2 separate regions of the Mus musculus genome follow, and region 1 is linked to region 2. A link is a loop called in an ENCODE intact Hi-C map of the cell type or tissue named here. Cell type or tissue: left cerebral cortex. All regions are shown on one strand. Each heading gives the region's core, and the rest is flanking DNA. Links, peaks and the distances in the headings are about the cores only.

Region 1 (10,862 bases), core at 1,652-9,651, 74 kb before region 2:
AAGAACTCCCACACAATTCAATCTTAGGTAATCGAGAACAGAGAGAGTATATTAAATCCTCCAAATGTTCAAGTGCTGTACTAGGTACTATGAATGTCTTGATTGGGAAAATTGAGCTTAATCTGAAGAGAGAAAATAGAAGGATTCCTCTCATTCCAATCTTCAGAAAGTTCTCCAGTATGAAAGAGTAAGATGGTGGAGCACCTCGAAGGGGACGTGGGAAAGACAAAAGCCAGCACTTGCCACCTACTAGTTCAGATAGTTGTTCAAAAAGAGCCATCAGCACCTCTACCTTCAAATAGCAAGGCTGCTGTTGTGATGGGAGCAAAAGCCTAAAGATTACAGGTAACCAAAAACGCAGGCTCTAAAGTTCAGTTAGGACATTAACAACTCTAAGCTAATGCCAGATCTACTCCCGGTTAAAGGGGTGGGTCTGTAATAATCTCTCCATTGAATTAACATATATGGACCTCCATACACACAGATACTTATAGTCTCTGCTTTGTCTTCTGCCAGCTTAAGAGGCAGTGGAGTTGTTCAGTTGTTCGAGTAAATATCATTTGAGATGAGGGCAGAGGAGCTATATTCCTCAAAATAGTATTGTGGCAAAGCAGGAAGCCAGTTAACAACTGTGGTAGTAAAAAGGGCATCTGCTGTTGCTTCATGACCAGCTGGTGTCAATCTTCACATGGGTGCATGCACACACTCACACAAAGAAACCAGTGAGCAGTCAGTCTACTAAGAAGCAGTGCAGCTTTCTTAATGTGGCTTTTACTCTCTGCAAAACAGCATTTTTATTTAGATACCACACACACACACACACACACACACACACACACACACACACACACACACACACACACACACAATTAAGCCCCTAAGCTCTATAATTAGTTAGTAGCCTTTTTGACATTATGTCAGCCTTGCAATTTACTAGGAAGGCTGTTTTGTCCGAAATTTCAAAGAGAAACATTTGATTATATTAACTGTGGAAGGAACATTAGATTATGCAAACCGTACCAGGTCTTTATGATAAAAGATTCTTCTGGAGATAAATTTTCTTCTTGAACACATACTTTTAAAGAATGTATTTTATTCAAAAGCTTCAACATCCTATATTTTCCACTGCAAAAAGGCCTGTAAGTTTAAAGGGCAAAGTCCATTCCCAATAGCCCATAAATATATCTACCTACCTGCCTGGAAGCAAAGAATACTCTACTGCCTAACACTGCTTATGGAGCAACACATTTTATATAGATTCAGCACATTTAATTCTATGTACACACATTTATAAACATTGTAAAGATAATAAGTGTGGAGATTCAGAGATGATAATTAACTTGCTCAAAGGCACATGGGGTAGCTAGTAAACCAAATTTGATTTCAAATATCCAAGGCTGATTTTCCCAAGCTTAACTTCTCCAAGTTCACTGCTTTCAGTGGAGCTTGGGCATCGCTTAGAAGCACGGTCCTGTGCACCCAGATACCACAGCTGTCCAACCAAATACACCTGCATTTGATTTCTTGTCCTTTGTGTGTAATCAACTGACTGAAACTTTACAGTTCTTTCTTGATCCATCCAAAGGACCACATATAAAAGGAAGGGGTTGGGGGAGAAACTCTGAAAGAAAAGGACTAGCATCCTGCAGGTGCACAAACCACTTAAGCCCTCAAAACAAATCCATCATTATAAAGCAGATAGATGAGAGGTATCTGCATTATAACAAGATTCATCTTAAATGAAGCTTGATTTACATACTCCTCTTCCAGAAGCTCAGAAAGCAATTCTTATGACTAAAGCCAAACATGCTTGTTACTGCCAAAACTGTCTCCCACACAAGATACTTCTCCCCTCAGCAGATTGCTTAAAATGCTTTCATACTCTGAGTATGGTTTTCTAGCTGTAGAAAAGAAGGTGGGATCAATACCGCACAGTCTCTGCCCTAACAAGCTTAAAATGTTAAGTTCCACCATAAATAAGAGAGAAGCCAGTCCTAGAAATGAACTGGGAACATTCATGGCTGGTCACTCCAGTTTTAATTAACCAATGACTAACATGAAAAGCTGAAGTCTAGCAAGAGATGAAATTCAGGGTTTTCTTGACAAAGAAATGAAAGGAAACAAGAAAAAGCACATGGGGAAGACAGGAAGATGAGGCATTTGTAAAGTCTTTGATCTGGACAGCAGTTCAGGAGACACTCTGTCTGCAGAGACAAGAGAACTGCCTCTCCCTGAGACTCAAGCTTGTTCTACAGGAGGATTAGCATGCAGGACACACAAGACTGACCCACTCACTGAGGAACAACACCTGAAAACAGTCAGTCTGCAGTGGTTGCAAGGGGAATGATGATGCAAGATTAATCATTAAAGTCTCCACAAGCTTCCCAGCCCACATGAGGACCTCTCACTCATATGGATAAACAACGTCTTCCACAAGCCTCCTTTCACCCAACATTCAACATCTAGACTCAGTCCTGTAGCAGTCCGCTCAAGTCCAGGCTAAGGTAGGAAGCCAAGTCTTTCCCAGATAACATCTCACATTTGAAAAAGAACAAGGGACCTGCTGACCTGTCAGTGAGTAGAGATTAGCACTGCGTCTCAACTGTGCAACTATTCTCATCACATATACCACAGCGAAAGACAGCACATCTCTAAACTGCAAAGCCAAAGATGGCTACCCTGGGTAGCATCTTTGAAGTCTCCTTTATATAAATGTACATGGATGTGAATGTTCTCCACATCCAGATACTATGCTATTCTAATTAGGAGACAGAAAGTGGGAAGAAGTTTACCATAAGACATTATTTTGACATTGCGTACATGACTCACAAATTATACTTAATCCAAGTCTACATTCATCACAAAAAAAAAAAAAAAAAAAGAGGTGACACCATGTTAAGAAAGGTTAGAGAAGAGGCAGAATCATTACAGAAAGAATAATGGGTAATATCATACAGTGAAAAAAATTCTATGAAGCAATGACTGTCACTGTCCTCGCTCAGCACAAAGATTTAGATATAAATACCAGGATTTCTCTTCCTGTGTACAACAGTTTGCTTAGTTTATATTTGATGAACAAACACAGTTAACAAGAGTTGTTTTTTTTTCAAGAGTTTAAAAAACATATTTTTTCTTTCCTTTAAATTTAAAATAGTCACACAAAAGCAATGAATTTTATATCTAGGAGAAATTCCCCCATTGGAAACATTGTGTTTGGGCAGATTGGAATCTAAATACTTGGTCCAAGGAAACCTACTTAATACTGCAGACACAGCCTCTGGAACCTCAAGAAAGATGTCTCTGAAGCAGTAAAGAGGAACAACCCCAGTGGATCCCAACTGACAAGGAAGTTGGCAGTACTCACAAAAGTGGTAAAGTCTGTGGGTCAGATGAAAGCCATGCCTATAAGTTCAGGCAATGAAGAAATAAATGCACATTTTGTTTTTGCTAAGGGGTAGCTTATATTACAGCAAACCACTCAGACCACATGGCTGTATGCCCATCAATTAACAGATGGCTTCTGAAAAGAAATACAAAATGGTACAGTTCCTATGACTGTCACATTCATAGCACGCATGCACATTTCCCTACAATCACCTCATTGCAAAGTTGGAAAGAGAGGATATTGTAAACCTCCAGTCTAAACTCAGCACAAATACTATAATAAAGAACCTAATATGTAGAGGAAAATGAATTGTTAGATGACGGAATAGTGTGGCTCTATCTGCACTGGTGCCACAGAAAAATCACCCTGACTGAAGTGCACAGGCAGAAGCTTGCCTTGTAGTCCTATGGTGACAGTGACATCATAATCTCTTGCCAGAGATGTAGTGCACTACGGCTGGTATTTCCAGGTATATATTCCCTGCGAAACAAGAAAACTCTGAATACAGAAGTCATCTTTCTTACTACCATGCTATCATCTATAACAGGATAGAAATTGAAAAGGGGCTTATTCGTGATCGCCTAGATTTTAAGTCATTTATCGTGTGGAGTATAGTGCTCCACCTGTCCTGTTCACCTGACACCAGGGAACTTGTGTGGCTTATATGTTCTATGTGCTATGTGTTCACAAAATCAGATGAAACTATATTGACATGATCTGATAAGCGACATAACTTCTATGTCCCACTGTTTGGACCACATCATATAGCAACTCTGTGCCCCCCCCCCAAAAAAAAAGAAAAAGAAAAAAAATTCAAGACTAGACCCAAGAAAGGTGGTTTCTGGAACTAGAGACTTAAGTCTATCTGCAAAATAGCCTTATAAATTCAATACCTAGATTGGTTAACATATCTCATCTGTGAACAAAAGCTAAGCCAAGGGTGTTCGCTAATGCTTGTGCTCACAATGTGGACATCTGCCTTACCCTTGTCAAATTACTTCCCAAAACTATGTTTAGCCCTATGTGCTAGAGTGAGGCTTGTTAAACAACTTCCTACAGGTTACAACACTACACAGTGCATTATGTGTTCAATTCTGAGCAAACTCAAAGAAATAAAGTGTTCACTCAGTGCCAACCTCTCCGCTCTTTTCTGGCTCTCAACAGCCTTTGGTGTTCAGCAACTTTCTGGTTTTGTTACTGACAAATTCTTACTTGCTATTTATAAAGAGCAGGAAAGACTGTAAAATGGTCTTTTTTATTTAGAAGCGACAGAATAATTTTGTGATGCTGCCAGATCTCTGATTAGTTGAGTCCTATTCTCAAATCAATGCAAACTATGAAGTACTTATTCTAGGCTCCTTAGTTGGCAACATTATTAAGGTATTTCATTTACATTCAGACTACTTGATTTTTCTCAAACTAGATACTTCTTAGCAAGAAAAAAAAAAAAAACAGAAACAAAACCAAAAAAAAAAAAAAAAAAAAAAACCACACTGAAAAGAATCTGAACACGAAACCCCACTTACACTGTATCAGGGTTATCTACATCCACACCCAAATTACATTCAACACAAGCACTCAAGCAGTTGTACCATGCTAAAAACCGCCACACTTCTGACTTATTCATGTATTAAACATTTCAGATACCTTTGAAATCAGTTGAAATTAATATAAACATTATTTCAATACCCATCAGTGTTTTATCTATTATTTAGTTTGAGACAATGTCTCACTACATAGCCAAGGCTGTCCTCGAATTCTAAATTGTCCCACCTCTGCTTCTTGCCCCGAGATCATGGGTGGGAGCCACCATGCCCAGCAACATCATTCTTGGGAAGAAAGAGGTATCGCGATTCTCCAAAATATAACAAATTAAACTTATATTCGATTCAACTAACTATTCCACAATACTTAGCAGTTTGAATGATATCTCTTCTACTTATTACATGGAATAGTTACCTAGAATTTCTTTACTTTCCTAGCCATTCTTTAGAATTTGTGCGGAACAGAACAACTAAAGATAATCTCAGCCATCAAAATTTACCCAACAATTATCCTAAGTTCAATGTGGAATCTTAGCATGAGAACACAGTCACTTTTCAGCCATGACGCTTATCCCAAAACTCTTGATATTATACCTATCAAAATTAACATGTCCTGGCACCATTATCCAGTATTAAGAAAAGAACAGGGGAGCAGGCTGCAGAGGACTGCTCGGCTGTCAACAGAGTACCCTGTTCTGACAAAACCCAGGTCAGTGCTCCCAACTACTGGAGAGGATCCAAGGCCCTCCTGTGGCTTCTAAAGGCACTTCACTCACATTCACATGTCAACAACAGGCAGTCATGTAATATACATATCATTTACGAATTAAGTCCTTTAAACGTTTTTTTTTTCTTTCTTGGCTACATGGCAAGTTCAAGGCCAGCCTCAAAAATTGAAAAGAAATCACCAGGAAAAGAGAAAAAAAGGTAAAACAAGATTTTCAAAAATGAACAACTAAAAACCCTATTCATTAAGTGACTGTGGAGCTTTTTTCAATTTTCAAAGGAATTTTGTGGGGCTTTTTTTTTTCAAGTTTAGAATGTATGGCCTAATTAGGGTTTTCTGCAAGATTCTCTTCACCATCTCCCAAAGTTTGGTGTCCTCTTGATCAAGCTTCTTCTGCTCCAACCTCACCAGAACAGATATCTGATTCCTTTAAGCTTATACAAATTGCAACATAACTGTGCAACATTGAATGAATTTATTTTTAAATAATTACACTTACGATTCTACAGCAGGTACTTAGGAGGCATAAATACACAACAAATAAACTAAGACATAAAGTTTCTGCTGAGAACTCAAGACAGCTAAATGGAGGAGACAACTATGGCAGACTGAGTTGAAGATGACAATTATATCATCTGCAGAAAAATGGGCACAACTGGGGGTAACTATAGGAATAAATTGCACCAGTTCCAGGAAGACAAGAATTTCAGGTCTGTCTTACTTGTAGGTTCTAGATATCATATAGATATATAAGATCATGTGTGTGTGTGTGTAGGCTATCTCTGACAGAAAGCATTAAACATATGCATTACACAAGTACGATTCATTAAGGCACAAATCAAGAGAAATACAAATCTACTCTGGCTAATTAGCAAAGGGGAACTTACCAGAATAGATGCAAAGGTGATTGGAAGAAAGAGGAGGCAGCTATAGAGCAGCCTCAGGGTTACTGAGACATCAAAGGAGACAGATAATGTCTCCACCTCAATCTCCTCCTGCCATGGACTCTTCAAATGCCTACATCAACATGAGCTAGGTCTGGTAGCTCTTGCCTGTAATCCCAGCACTCAGAAGGAAAATTGCTGGAAGACTGAGCTTCAGGCCTGAGACAGAGTGAGACTGTGTCTTTCAAAAACAGTCAAAAGATGAAAAGATAAACCTGGATCCTGAGGCAAACTGCCTAAGTGACTCTTAGTCCTTTTATTGGCCTTGCTTTCTGTAGCTGACTTGGAGGAAATGCCCACCACTTAGTCTCCTATCACACTATAAAAGAGAAGTCACATGCAGAATGGTCTAAATAAAAGAAAATGAAACAACTTTCCTTAAACTCACAAAGTTCCTTACAAATCTTTCCATCTAAACCAAAGAGAAATCCTCCTCTTACTGTTACCTAAGGGACTAAAACAAAAACCCCTCTACCAGGTGGTATACTCATCAAATCATTAGCAAACCACACAGACTGCTGCTGCACTCCAGCTCAGAACAGCAACAGAAAAGCCTGGACCACTCTGAATATCCCACCTCCTAAGACTAGTTCTCTGCTTACTCCAACCATGACACACAAGCATCACTCCATAAATCAGAAATGCAACAGTGCACATGTTCCCAAACATATCCAAAGTTCTCACACAGGCTGAACGGCAGCGCCATCACTGTGATCAAATAAGACATAAGAGTCTTGGCCAGAGGACCTCTTCCTCCCCCCTCAAGTTTAACATCTGCAAGGCCATGGGTTCAATCCTCAGCACTGACGGGGGTGGGGCGGAGTAAATTTAAAAGTTTAAGACTTTAACCATGAGAAATATTAGTTTTTTATTATTTTAAATTCATAAAATTAGGAGGGGGGACTTTCTGTTAAGCCAGGAGCACGTACAATTGCTTTTCAGCCATCAGTAGCCAACTCCTGAACCAAGAACTGTCAGTCACTGAGATGGAATGATGTCCCCAGTCACAGAGTGGGAGGATGTTTGTTACAGCAAGAATGCAGCTGGTGCTGAATGGGAAGGCAGGAGCTCTTGGTGTGGACCTAAGATTTAAAGGGAAGACTTTTCTACTCAGTGACAAGCTAACATGCTGCAAAACAGCCACTGCCCACTTGTTCCTAACGTCATGTGTGTCAGCATCTGCCCCTCAAGGCAGCTTCAAGACGATACTGGATGAATAATGGTTCTACTCTGAGGGTTTAGAACACATTTCTTCATGGAAGGGTACTTGGAAAAGGGAGTTAGTAAATGGGAAAGCCAAACAACAGAAGGAAATTCTCACTCTTATTTGTCAGCACCTACTGGAGAAATCTGATACCTTGTGACCCCTCAACAAAAGGAGGGAGGGTTTTTTGGAAAATAGCCACCTGGCTTAAAGCCAGGAAAGAACATAAGGCTCCCTTGTACTGAAGACCAGGTCCAGATACAGTGTCTTCCAAACTCTGAACTGCAGGAAGGAAGCTAACCACAGAGGACTCTGAATCTACTTTCTAAAGATGTGTTTTTATTTTGTGTGTACAGATATTTTGTCTGTATATCATGAACTTTCCTAGTAATGCTGGAGTCCAGGAGAGGGCGTCCGTTCCTCTGCAACTGGCGTAAGAGACAGTTGGAATGTACTGTGCAGGTACCAGGAATCTAACCAAGGCTCTCTTGAAGAACAGCCAATGCTCTTAACTGCGGAACTATCCCTCTAGCTTCATTCTGTATCGACTTTTAATACCAGGTCTAGATTTAGATAGATGTTCCAGAACCTGAAAGGAGGGGCTATTGAATGTTACCTTTGCTTTCTGTCAAAGCTTTTGGATTCTAATACTTTATAAAGGGAAATATATGGATGTATATTCATATATGTTACAGATCAGTATTGAGAATTCTGTATTTTCATCTTTTCTAACACCTATGAATCATCCCCTCAATAAGAACCTAGAAACACCAGTAATTTAAAGGTTTAAAACAATGGTATGAGACATTGAAATTTTAACATGTTAAATCACAATTCTTTGTGTTTGAGAAGGTAAGTGCCCAACTTGAGATCTATCCCATAGGCAAGAACCAATCCTTGACACTATTAATGATATTCTGTTATGCTATAGACAGGAGCCTAACATAACTGTTCTCTGAGAGGCTCCAACCAGCAACTGACCTGAGCTCAGGAAGCCTTGTGGAAAGGTTTGGGGAAGGATTGAGGGACCTGGAATGTATACCTACTCAATAAGAAGACCAACAGAATCTACTAACCTGGATCTTTGGAGGCTTCCAGAGACTGAACCACCAAGCAACAAGCATACATGCACATATTTAGCATATGTGCAGCTTGGTCTTCATTTGGGTCCTCCAACAACTGAAGCAGGGGTTGGCTGTCCCTGACTCTGCTGCGTACCTGTGGATCTTGTTCCCCTAACTGAGCTGCTTTGTATGGTGGCCTCAGTGGAAGAGGGTGTGCCTAGGACTGCAGTGACTTGATGTGCTAGGGTGGAATGGTACCCAGCCCACACTTTTCTCAGAACAGAAGAGGCAGAGATGGAAGAATGGAGAGAGGGACTGTGTGAGGGATTGGAACTAGGAGAATTGGGGGAGGGGCTGGGTTCCAGATGTAAAGTAAATAAATAAATTAATTAATGGAACAAAAAAATATAAAGCAGACTAAGAGGAACCATCATCCATTCCAGCTGTGTGATGAAGAGTTCTCATATGAGTCCCAAGGTTAGGAAGATTTCAGAGGACAGTTAGATTGTAGACTCTGGTGTTAATGATCAGCTCTTCCTTATGAGGACATTAAAACATCAACGAGGGAGGCAGTAAACCTTCCAGTGACCTTGAAGACCATACAGTAATTCTAGTTTATTGTTTACCTGCATTTATACCTCCCCTGAAGTTTTTCTTAAAAGGAAGATTTGACTTCCTAAAGGTAGAGTCCAAGGTCAAACAGGCTATGAGAGATCATGGGCAAGGTAATAAGTCTGTTATCCTACACAGAGAAACATACCATTTTAATTGAGCAGAAGACGGTGTAAATATAAAATTGGTAAGTCATACACATTCGCTCCCTTCGAAATCAAAGCACTATGTTGAAAACAGAATTGCAACAAAAAGTACAATGATGAGAGAAGGACTCATTAAGAACTAAAAATAAACTCTAATTCGCAATATGCATAAGGACTTAACAGAAAAGGAAAACAAGATGTAAAACTGCATCTGCTAAGTTAACCATGCCCTTGCGGAAATCGCCCCGCATCCCCACACAAACTGAAGTCTGTAGAAATCTGTGTGAGGGAACGAAGCAGTGCTTTAAGTGTTTTCAATGAATGTTTCAACAGAAAAGAAAACAAAGAGACAGCGTTTTTTTTCTTCTTCTAAGTCCTGTGATCTGCTAACACTGCAGAAATGCTGGGCTTCCTTACATCCAAGCCACTGTTCTCTGTACTTCTCTATCTGGATGCCTTAGTGGATGAAATCAGAACGTTAGCAGGAGGATTTGTGATTTACATTAAAGGGATAGTCAGTTGAAGGGACAGGCGTCAATAAAAGTGCAAGCAAGTCACTCGGTGACACTTTGCTAATCAACACCTTACAGCTAAATGTAACAACACGCTTAGTTTCTAGGTCAGTAATATCCCACTGGGAGTCAAGCTTTAAGTCAGACCATCACACACACACACACACACACTCTCTCTCTCTCTCTCTCTCCTCTCTCTCTCTCTTTCTCTCTGTCTCTGTCTCTCTCTCTCTCTCTCTCTCTCACACACACACACACACCCCACATAGAACACTTCCCATACAGCAGAGCTCTAGCTCACCGAGGCTGGTATAAAAGCATCAACAACCTTCCTAGGCTCCTTTAACTTACTATTCCTTCTTTGTCTAATCTCCCAGGGATGATGTTCACATATAGGCTAAAAAATAAGCTTTGTATTCTTCCCAGACCATGGAAACTAAGGATTATAGATAGTAAGTGTATTAGGGGATGTTTTCCCAAAACCAAATTTAAGTTCAGAGTCAAACAATTCCAATAAGGTTAGAAAACAAGCCAAATGGCCAGGATAGACTTCAACCCAAAGATTAAAAAAAAAAAAAATGTAGTGATGAGTGTGTGCATGCATGTCTGAGCATGTGTAATTGGGTGCCCAGAGCATGCATGGAAGCCAGGAGATATCTGGTGTCCTCTTGCATCACATTCTCCCTGAGTCCCTTGAGAGAGGGTCTCTCCCTGAATGGAGATT
Region 2 (10,862 bases), core at 1,407-9,406:
TCACATTCATTTACTATAATGGAAGGGATGGAAGGAAGTCCTGATGATTTGGGATGTACAGACAATGAGTCATTCACAGACATGGACCCAAAAGAACACCCAGGTTCTATTAAAAAAAAAAAAAAAAGCAAAAGAAAAAAAGAAAAGAAAGAAAGAAAAAAGCAACATGCAGTAAACAGTACCTGGGGGAGGAAAGGGCTGAATAAACTTACAGACATATGTTGTGTGAATTATTAAATGTGCTGACCCCAACTATAGATTGTGTATGTTACACATCTGGGACTGTTCAGTCCTAGACCCTCCCACACCATGTCACCAGAGGCCACCACAGTAAAGCAGCTAGTGAAATAGAAATGTCACAGTTCTATTTTGAAAAAACGGTTTGAAGGAAGCAAGACAAAGCGTGATCAGTTTCATGAGTATTTTCCCTATCTTACCCAATTCGCTGAATTTATTTCCAAATACACTGTGGCTTATTTGCTTTGAGCAATACCTCCTGTTCTTTCAGATAGACCCAAATGATGCCTGAAGAACAAAAAGCGTCAAGCAGCCTTTAACAAGTGGGCTAGTGGGCAGTTTCAGTTAACTTACATGACAGGGCATCCATCCAGGGCTTGTCATTTGGGTGGGGAGAGAGAATCATGACTAATGTACCCCATAAACTCCACTTTGTGATGTGGGAACTAGATCCTGGCCCCTCTCCACTAAGAGAGCCAAATTCAAACCAAGAAAACATCCACTGGTCATTTTATCGTAAAAGCTCAAGCTTAAGGATTCGATTTCTCACTGAAAGAAGGGAAATTCACATTTTAAAATTTATATTCCTGGAATATATTTTCAAGAAGAACATATTTTAAGCTTTTCTTCCATGCTCATCAGCAATATATTTGTATTATACTCCATACTGAAGACTCCTCTTTGCCTGCTTGCATTTACTTGCCAGCACAGCTGTTGGAATCTACAACTGAGACTGAGCAACTACTAGATCCTTGGACTTTCCATTCACAGCTGACCATTGTTGGTTGGACTATACAGTCACCTGCCTTCCCAGGAGACCCTTTAGCAGCCTGGCCTTGGGATGGCTAGATCAAGCTGGGATGCACTGATTCGTCCAGCTAAATCCTGCGGAAAGGCATGGCTGAGATGACCTCCATCGTATAAAGTCCCCAGGCTCTTCAGCTCACGCTAGCCCTGATCAAGCCTGACGCAGTTGCCCACCCACTGATCCTGGAGGCTGTTCATCAGCAGATTCTGAGCGACAACTCCCTCACTGTATGAACAAGAGAACTGCAGTGGAAGCCAGAGGACTGCCTGGGTTTTACCGAGAGCGTGAAGGGTTTTTTTTTTTCTATCAGCGGCTGGTGGAATTCACGACAAGAGGGCCAATCCGAGCCTATATCCTTACCTACAAAGATACCATGCAACTTTGGAGGACACGGATGGGACCTACCAGAGAATTTCGAGCACGCCATATAGCCCCAGACTCAATTCGTGGGAGTTTGTGCCTCACTGACACCTGAAATGCTACCCGTGGCTCAGACTCCGTGGTTTAGATTGCAGCCTTCTTCCCTGACTTCAGTGAACAGTGCTGGTATGAGGAGGAGGAGGAGGAACCATGGCTGCACTGTGGTCCTGTGCACTACAGTCCAGAGGAAGGCATTTACTGTGCAGCTGGAACAAGAGGCCCCAGACCAGCCTAGTAAAGCCCTTCAGTCCCTGAGAACTGGTCGCAGTGTTCAGCCTTTCTTCTTAGGGTCAGGAGAGGTGGCTGAGGGCACTGTCCCTGTTGGACCCCACCACGCTCTGGAAGGTCTAACCGACCATAGCTCAGCTGCTGCAGTCCAGCTCTATCTACCTCTTCTGTGGAATATTCATGGGTGCTCAGGAAGGATGGTGACGCCTCTTTTTACAAAGGACTGTCCTTCTTCCAGAAAGAGCCTGCCTGTTGATTAGTCAAGAAAATACAGCGCCTGGGTAACCAGCATCCGACCTGGCTCCGTAATAAACTCTGTGCTACCAGGAAAGAACCAACAACAGAAAACAAAAGTCCATACTGAAAATACCCAAGGCAGAAATAAACTGGAGTTTTTGATTTTTCTTTCCTTCCATGAGGGTGGAAAAGAACATAGAGGTGTAATATATGTCTATAGATGTAACATTACAAGTAATATGAACATATGTGAAACCATGTTCAGTCCCAAGCACCAAAAACAGAGACTTAAAGAGGATTTATAAACAGCACAATGAATACCAGAAGTACAGAAAACTAACTTAGAGTGATTGCTTGGCCACTTGTGCAGTCCGCAGAGCAGTTCGCTATCAACATGCTCCCCTTGATCTTGGGGATGAAGACAGTGAGGTGGAGTTCTTTCAAAAATCCAGGACAAGCAACTACACTTAAATTAGAGTCTGCATTCAAGCCTAGTATTTTCCACCTGGCACGGCTAAATAAAGAATTTGAACCTAAGTGACAATAGCTTACTGAGGCAAAGCAACTCAGCAGAAAGCTGGCAGTGAGGAGGCCTTGCATGTGTGATATGTATGGACACAAACAGGATGGGCCCTAAACAAACCAGGAAGAAAACAGCCAAGCTCTGAGCCATTTTAAAGCTACAGGCCCACGGGGATACCTCAACTAGAGACGGGCTTTCAGCTCTGGTCAGAGTACTGCAATTCCAATTTCTAAATTTTAAATAATCCCTCTTCCAAATTTTTTAATAATCAGATTTCAAGCAATCTTTGCCCCAGAGGTCAGGAAGGTAAAAATGCTATGGTATTTTCTCTGTGTGTGCATTTCTCTAGTAAAACAGGCCTTGATCAAATGCTCCCAGATGCTCAGATCCTAAATATTACACAATGCTATTTTATACACTCCACAATAAGGAGATACAGAAAAGCAAAATATTACAAAGCAGCCGGCATCTTTTGCTCTAAGCAAAATCAGTCAAGAAAGTATCTAAGGAAACTTTAAAGTAACTTTGACCATGGGCCAAAGAACGTGAACTAAAATAGAAAATAGCACTCCGAATAAACAGAGTTTATTACCCTCCTGGTGTTTACAAAAATAGAGACTGGTGATATTCTACTATTACAGTCTTTAAAGTTGTTAAAATAATGAAATTCTCACAGCAACAGAACTGTGGAGGAAAAAAAAAGTTAATACAAATATTAATTTCCTCTTTTTAAATAACAGACTGTCTTCCCCACTATTAAAAAATGGTAATTTTAAAAATGTAAAAAGTCTGGCTGGTGGTGGTGCACACTTTTAATCCTAGCAGAGTCAGGTGGATCTCTACAAGTTTGACGCCATCATGATCTACAGAGCAAGCTCCAAGACAGCCAGAACTACAGAGAAACCAACCCTGTCTCGGGAAAAAAAAAAATCTTTTTTTTAAACTTCCTTTCTACAATTTTATAAATTAACTTTTTTGAAACAAACTCTTTAAGTTGGAGGAAAATAGTCATGTATTAATTAAATTAGAGAAAAAGCCAGATATTAATCCCCCACTATTACATTGGAATAGGAAAGAACAGCTACCTCCACTTATAAATTCAAACTGCACACGGCATTGAAACAAAACCTTCAGTGTTTTGTAAACACACAATCATTTACTCTTTAAACACAAATACGTTTATGGAGAAAAATTCCTTTTTTCGAACTAAAAGACTTTTTTTTAAGTGAGAAATAGGGGCTTCCTGTCGTCAAATTGGCTATTAACTGTCAGAAAATGACACTATAAAAATGAACACTATAGATATATAATAGGAAACTTCACATTTAAAAAATAAAACACCACAGTTAATTTGTTGTTAATGAGGTTATAAACTGGTTTTGTTTTAATACCCTGACACTTCTGCATATGACCTTCTTGGCTGTTTCCCATGTCACATTCCTTCCCCAAACCCTTAGATATGAAGATATCTTACCAGGAAACCTGTCACTGCACAAACTATTCAGCAACAGTCAAAAAGGAAACACCAGAGTTAAGAGAGTCAGGAAAACAGATGCATTCCAAGCCCCCCGCACAGTTTCAGAAATTAGCACCCCATCAAAGCAGATTATTTGGATAAATACCATTGTCCAGAAATGTAGGGTCAGTATCTGAGGTGGGTTGAGAATACGCTGAAGACAGTGTTACCACACAAGAATTGCCTTATAGGCTCAAAGACACACAGAATTTTCCCTTGAAATGAGAAATTTTCTTAGTCACCTTACTACAGTGACAGCTATGAAGTACATGGCCAAGCTAAATATCAAGTTAATTTCTAACAAAAATTTTTCCTAAACACTAGTTAAGCCTTGGGATTTTATAATATATAAATTGTACTACTGATTGTGAACGTTGCTATTTAAGCTTACATTAAAACAGTTTTTCACGTGCAAAATTCTTCAAGCACTGTTTTTCAAATTTATATATCTTCTCTTGTCTCCGTCAATGTACATTGCTTAAAATCTAAAAATAATAAACAACTAGCCATAAACCAGTTAGCATCCTGAAGAAAGTGAATGCACAACTGTTCTTCCAAAATGAGAACAATATGCAATGGCAGATTTGTCATTAAACTACAACATGTGGGTTCTGTGAGTATCCTCGGTAAGTGAAACTGGCCCAAACAAGTGAATGGTCTATATATTTTGTGTCTTCTGTCCAGAGCAGGGTGTGGCCCCCAGTAAGAACATGAATCCTGAAATTGGTTATCAACAAAATGACCAAATAAGTACCTAACCAGGATAGACTAATCTGTAGGATCCAATACAAAATAAAAACAGAGTGCCTGTGTTCAAAACTTCTTAGTTTCAAAATTAGAGGCAAGCAGGGAGAGTCCTAAAACTGTTCAGATGCCAGAGTGCAGGAAGCAGCTCTGACTAACAAAGCTAAACTATAAACAAAACCATTAGAAGTGTGCAAGGTGGTCTGCCCAGCAAAGATCCAAGGCAACAAGAACTGAGGTGGAGAACTGTAGTAAGCCAGGCCCAAGGTGACCCTGCCTAGACAGAGGCACCCCACCTCACTTAAAGGCTAACAGCTCTCCAGCATCCCTCCCTCCCTCCCTCCCTTGTCCTCTCCCCTCCCTCCATATAAATACCATGGGAGATAAAGGCGCTATTGAGAATGTGACAAAGTGGTAGACTTAAGACTTCAAATGAGAGCACAGGAACCGACCCTACCAGTCTGACAAACAGTGTACGTTAGGAGTATACGGTCCTTTACAGAGGCAGGGAAGCAAAAAGCCTAAGGACAATTCCCCACTGTGCTGCTGCTGTTCTTATACCATAGTAATAATGCCAGAAAATTATCACTGATTTAAAAAAAATTTTTTTTTCAAGTCAAGAGAAACACTTGATTATAACTTAGCAGTCAGAGTATTCTGGACGGCTCTGCTGTGTCCTTTAAGACAACTTGGGACTTGCTTCTAGAAGAGAAAATGGGAAAGAAAAAAAAATTTATTACGTTGAAAAGCAAAGCACCAATAGCTGAGGATAGTTTGTAGGGTTCGGCCAAAATCACCTGTCCATACAAAAAAATGGAGACTACAGCAAGGCTAGGGCTGAGGAATTATGGCTTCCGGCCTGAAGGCACAATTCTCCCTTAACCTACTATGCACAGAGTCTTAATTAAAATCACAAAACAAGAGATTGAACTTCGTTTCTTTTTCCTGAAGAAAAACTATAAACAACTAACCAAAACTCAAAACCAAGTCAAGACTTCCAAGGACTAGAATATCTTAGTGACAAAGGGTCCGCAGGGATTGGGGAAACAAGTGGACAGGCTGATGCTGACCAGAACTGAGTATTCCGTCCACAGGAGTAGTGTGAGCAGTCGGAACAGTGTGGCCAGGCTTAATTCCCAACGCCATGCACTACACCGTGGAGGAAACACGTACAGACCTGGCTAGGAACTAGAGGCTTAAACATCTAGAATCGCTCTTTAAAGGGAAACACAAACAAAAATCCCTCATGCCTTGTGACAACACAGTCACCCAGACAGGTAACAAGGAGTCCGTTTTAATCACGGAAACACAAAAGACAGTTGAGGGAGATGGTGAGAATGTGTTTCTTTATGGATTTGCCAACCTCCCCCAAAGCTGGAAAATAAAGACTAAAATTCTCGAAGCCATCCAGCAATCTGTCTCCATCTGCATACCCAGAGTGCCAGATGAGAAAGATGATATAGATTCTGGAGAGCTTTCTATCCTGCACTCCAAAATGGAGACTCCACGTCAGCTTCCACCAAAAGACCATCACCTAGCACAACATATGAAACTTGAGGAATCTGGACAAAAGGTTTTAGAAAAGGCTGCCTTCTAACGCAACTAAACAGTATTTCAAAAAGGTTTCACTTAGGGGAATACCCTACTGGCACTCAAGTCAATGGACTTTTTGCGTTAAGTTTTGACACTGGGCTACACTTTTTGTTTTTTGGTTTTTTTTAACAGAGTTATTAAGGTTAAGAATAAAATAGAAAGAAAAAGTGTTTTTTAAGGCCCTTTAGTCCTTTCAGAAGGTATTATATCTAGACACTGCTAAGTGCCGCTCTTTGAGGAAGGAATTAAAAGAAAGCACATAACTGGTAGTAATTCCTCCTTTTCCCACAATTTCAGAAAATGTAAAGAGAATATAGAAGATGGAAGGTTTCATCATATTAAATATGCACACAAATTTAAATGACGGTCTGGACAGGTAAAACTTCAGGCTCAGCTCACACCTAGAGGTACGGTGTCTGCGTTCAGGCCCTGGATAACTAGGTAGGCTTTTCCATGAGATGTCTGCTGGTCATTGTCACCTCTGCACCTGCTGGTAAATCCTGTTAGGTTGGTCAGCCTGGCTCCTTCAGTCTCCCTAGTGTGCTCACCAGTCTTGCGCCAAGGCCTCAGAGATTTTGGCCAGGCAAATGTATAACCACAGTACCACAGTGAGCTACCTAAGCCGGGCGAGCTAGCTGAACCCGAAGCCTGCGAAGCAGAGCATCCGCGCTTCGCGCCACTAGCGCGCAGGCAGACCCGGGATGCGACCGCCACCGGCTGCAACCTCGCTCAGCTGCGCCTACCACGCAAAAGGGATCACCACGGCTCCCGCCCCGAGCGCCCACGGCCTCACGCTACCCCGGCACACCGCGTGGCCTCTCCAAGTCTCCAGGCGCCGTCCCAGGTGGGCACCCGCCAGACACCGCCGCCGCCGCGCTCCCGCACGAAGAGCAGCTGCGTGTCCTCCCATAAGGTGGCCGAAGGCGCCACAGGAAGCCGGCGCTGGGGCGGGAAGCCCCCTCCCCCACGCCCCCTCCAATGCACTCACCTGCGTCTGGGCGCAGTTTCCCGGTGGCGCTACACGCCGCGGTGCAGAGTACGTCCACGCCCGTGCACGCGGCTGGCGCCACCGGCCCCGCTCCGCTCCCAGGCCCACTCGGTTCCCACCGCCCCCTGCCGCCCCGTGCCCACAGGAGGGGCGGTGCCGGGTACCCGGTCCCCTGCAGGAACTTCGCGGGCGCTACCTCCACTGCCGCCAGTGGCGTTGTCGCGTGCCCGACCAGCGCTCGGGTGGAGGCAAGCCGGACGCTGCCTAGCGCTGCGGCGGACACCGAGTCCCGGCCCCAGAGTCCTGGCTGGAGCCCACGGAGGGGCGGCCGTCCCCGCCCCCACCCCCACCCACGCCCCCCTACACTTGCCTGCTGCGGCTCGGCTGCAGCTCCCACGGCTCGCGCCGCCGGCCGACAGCACCGCTCAGAGGAGTCACGCTGGCGGCGGCGGGAAGGCGGACTGGAACACGACGGAACCCCGCCCTACCGACCGGCTGCTGCCTCAGTGACGCTGGGGCGCCGCGGTCCCGCCGTTTGTAGCAGGGCGGGGAGGCGGGGCTTGCCTGGCAGCGCGCCAGGAGGCGGGGCCCAGGAGTGCTCGCCACGCCGCCCGCCGGCCCGCGAGTGCCCAGCTCCGCCACCCTCAGGGGCACATGCTCCCTCCAGGCTCCTCCATTGGGCTTCCCGGGGCGGCCGGGGCAAGTTTGCATGCATACTGAGGGATTGGGGCAGTGACCAGTGACCCAGGCACAAACTGGGGTCACTTTGGACATATATGCGTGCGCCAAGTGTAAGTCTAGATATGCACACAAAATACCTGTTTTTTCAAGAAAATGTAAAGGCTTTTTTCCCCTCGCCCAAAGCCCAAAGGTCCTGTCTGTCCCTCGACGGAAAACTAAAAGCTTAGTCCCGCTGCGCCTTTCCACCTCCCTAGACAGAATGGGAGAGCTAAATAAGCCCCGGAGTACCTGTGCGAGGTGCTATACCCTGCTTCAGATGTGAAGTAGGAAATCCTGCACTCGACCCTGCATGCACCTGCCCTGAACCACATCCTCCCAGTGCCCTCACACCAGCCCCGCACAGGCCCTGCTCCGAGGGGGCGTCCGAGTGCTGACCATCCCCAACCTGCTCCCTCACTCAGATAAATCTCTTTTACCCAAAAAAACCTGCGCCTGCTCTGGACCCAGACCCAAGATCTGGAGACAGAGCCGCACACGTTTTTTTACACCTGCTTGGCGGCTTAATTACCAGAGCACCTGTCGTACAGGGTTTTTTTTTTTTTTTTCTATTAATGAAAAGGTTTTGGTTTTAACCCTTCCCTCTAGAAAACTACATTTAAAAACATCACCTGACATACCTACCTGAAATTGCAGGAGGCAGGAGGAAAGAACTGAACAGTGGGCGATCGAGTCGCCGCAAGAACGTGATGGAGGTTACAGCTTCAAGGACATGATGCGGGTTTGATGCAGCAAGGTTCGCTAAGGGCGCCCAGAGATCCCCGCCCCCACGCGACGGGCGGGGAGGGAGGACTCCTCTATCCCAGGGATGAAGGGGGGTGCAAATTTACCCTCTAGTGGGAAGTGAAATCAGGCATAGTAAATTAGGGAAAACAATTATGGTCAAAATGGAGACAGGCCATCCTCAGTTTGGGAGACCCTGGTTAGGGACACCAGAAATAGCTAATTGATTCAACACCAGCATTTCTGTGTCACCTCAAATCAGACTTGGAATTAAATGACCTTAACTGACTTTGTGCGGGTTCCTGGGAAAACTGCTCAGAGAGCGCCTGTGCCTCTTTGACCTCCCTCTAAACAGTTATAATATTCCCATCCCAGGCATGCATTATTGCTAAGAATACCAGTTTTGAAGTGTTGGAGAGAAATGGGCCTACCCAATTTGTTAATCTACACCTGAAACCCTTCCAATGCCCTTCACTTTACTTTCTGAAGATGTCTGCTTGAAGTTAGACCTCTCTCAACAGATACTTTCCAAGTAGGCTAAAGCACATCGGTCTACAATCTTCGTTCTCCCACAGAACTGCAAACGGGTTAGCTCTATAAAAGGAATGCCCAAGCCCGTGGTTAAAAGATGGGGGGGGGGGGACTTCAAGGGTCTGTTAAGATAGGTTCATGGAATGGCAGAGATAACTGGGGGAAACTGCTTTTTAATTAAACTCTTAAATGATGACTTTGAAACATTCAACATTTTTCTTTTTCACAGACTTGTTTGCTCAGTTTTGACAAATCTCTCAGATGTCCCATTTAAGAAGCCATTTTACGAGGATTATCAAACATCCCTGACCTTCCTTTCCCCACAAAACACAAGCTCCCTCTCCTGACCTTTAGAAAGGGATTATCATTTAGGAAGATAAGCTGTTGGGTCACTATTGTCTACCTTGTAACCCCTCCAATTCTCCTTCATTTTAAGCCTATCTTTTTAGGTTGCAATTAATAGTAGGCCCAGAAAAATAAAACATACGCACGTCCTACCCCACTATCTTAGGAATAGCTCTAATAAATAAGGTCGTGGAGAAATGTTGCAGGTTTAGAATCTTAGCCAAATAGAATGTGTGTACATGAGTGGGGGAAGGGGCAGAACCCGTCCATTTAAGGGACGAAGTGCTCGGACATTCATCTCTGTCCATCAGCGTTAGCGTAAACACTAAATGGCTGATTATTTTTCTCACCCTCACCACAATAAAGGCAGACCTGGAGCTGTAGTTAGGAGGTAGAGAAGATAACCAATCTCCACGTCTGTTTTGGTAACAGATACCTGAAAATGGAAAATGGGGAACGCATCCACCCTCCAATCTGCCACAGTTGTACAGCCTTCCTATTAATTCTTTATAGACGTGAAATAGGTGGGCACGTAGCAACGTGCTGGGCATAAATTAAGCAACAATGGCCACGAGAAGTCCTGTCTGCCACAGAGGTACAGGGTGGGCACTGCCACCTTGCCATCCCTACTCCCCCCCCCCCCCATACACACGCCCTAGGCAGAGTCGGGGAAGGGGGGGGGTGGCAGAGCGCTAGCTTTTGGAACCAGCCTGTGGGTGGGGTAGGGAGCTGCGAGAGATGAACAACCCGGGCCAGCTTTGTAGCTTGCCCCCATACTTTGCGTCTCGAGCACCACTCGGCGCTCGCACGCACACATTCGCCCACACCCCCTCGTGCCGATAATTTAAACTTCTCCGAGGCAAAGCCAGCACCTCGGTCCGCCACCACCTCCCCCGCCCTCGCCGCCCGGCGAGCATCCTCCCCCTTTCCCACGTCTACCCGGATTCGCTCTTTCGCAGTAGAAAGCCGGCTGTTTTCCCCTGCACCCGGAGAAATCACAAAAGTTAAAATGAAGCGTGTGCCTGTCTGCCCAGAGTCTCGTCCCCAACCATCTTTCTCCTGGCGTCAGTTTTAACAATAGCTACTCGAGGAAGGGGAGCTGCGAGGAGGGGCTGAGGGCTATACAGCCGACTCAGCTCCCTGGGTAGCTGCGATGCCTCGCGGCTGCCAGTGAGTCTCCCTTTCCCGGAAGGCGGGCTCCGCTGCGTAGGACCAAGGACAGGGCTTGGAA

The links. A loop is a pair of places that touch in the nucleus more often than their neighbours do. Peaks named below come from ENCODE experiments on the same cell type or tissue, not always from the same donor. Only the 100,000 strongest peaks of a DNase experiment are listed, where the experiment ranks them.
Region 1: it touches region 2 in a loop (2.8-fold over the local background); 4 of 42 quality-filtered maps call a loop at or near these places.

Annotation. Positions count from the first base shown.
Region 1 is chr4:91,289,890-91,300,751 of GRCm38, forward strand. All of the region lies in intron 3 of Elavl2 (ELAV like RNA binding protein 1), which reads right to left. Among named protein-coding and RNA genes, the nearest start is that of Mir6402, 78 kb to the right of the region's middle. In left cerebral cortex, for the core only: a CTCF peak has its summit at 5,716; a DNase peak (open chromatin) is centred at 1,905; H3K27ac peaks cover 813 bases.
Region 2 is chr4:91,364,236-91,375,097 of GRCm38, forward strand. All of the region lies in intron 1 of Elavl2 (ELAV like RNA binding protein 1), which reads right to left. Mir6402 (microRNA 6402) reads right to left here and starts at 9,128; the gene lies at 9,049-9,128. It also overlaps the pseudogene Gm12653. In left cerebral cortex, for the core only: no CTCF peak of the experiment used is centred there; DNase peaks (open chromatin) are centred at 5,881, 5,925, 7,038, 7,528 and 1 more place; H3K4me3 peaks cover 3,393 bases; H3K27ac peaks cover 3,275 bases.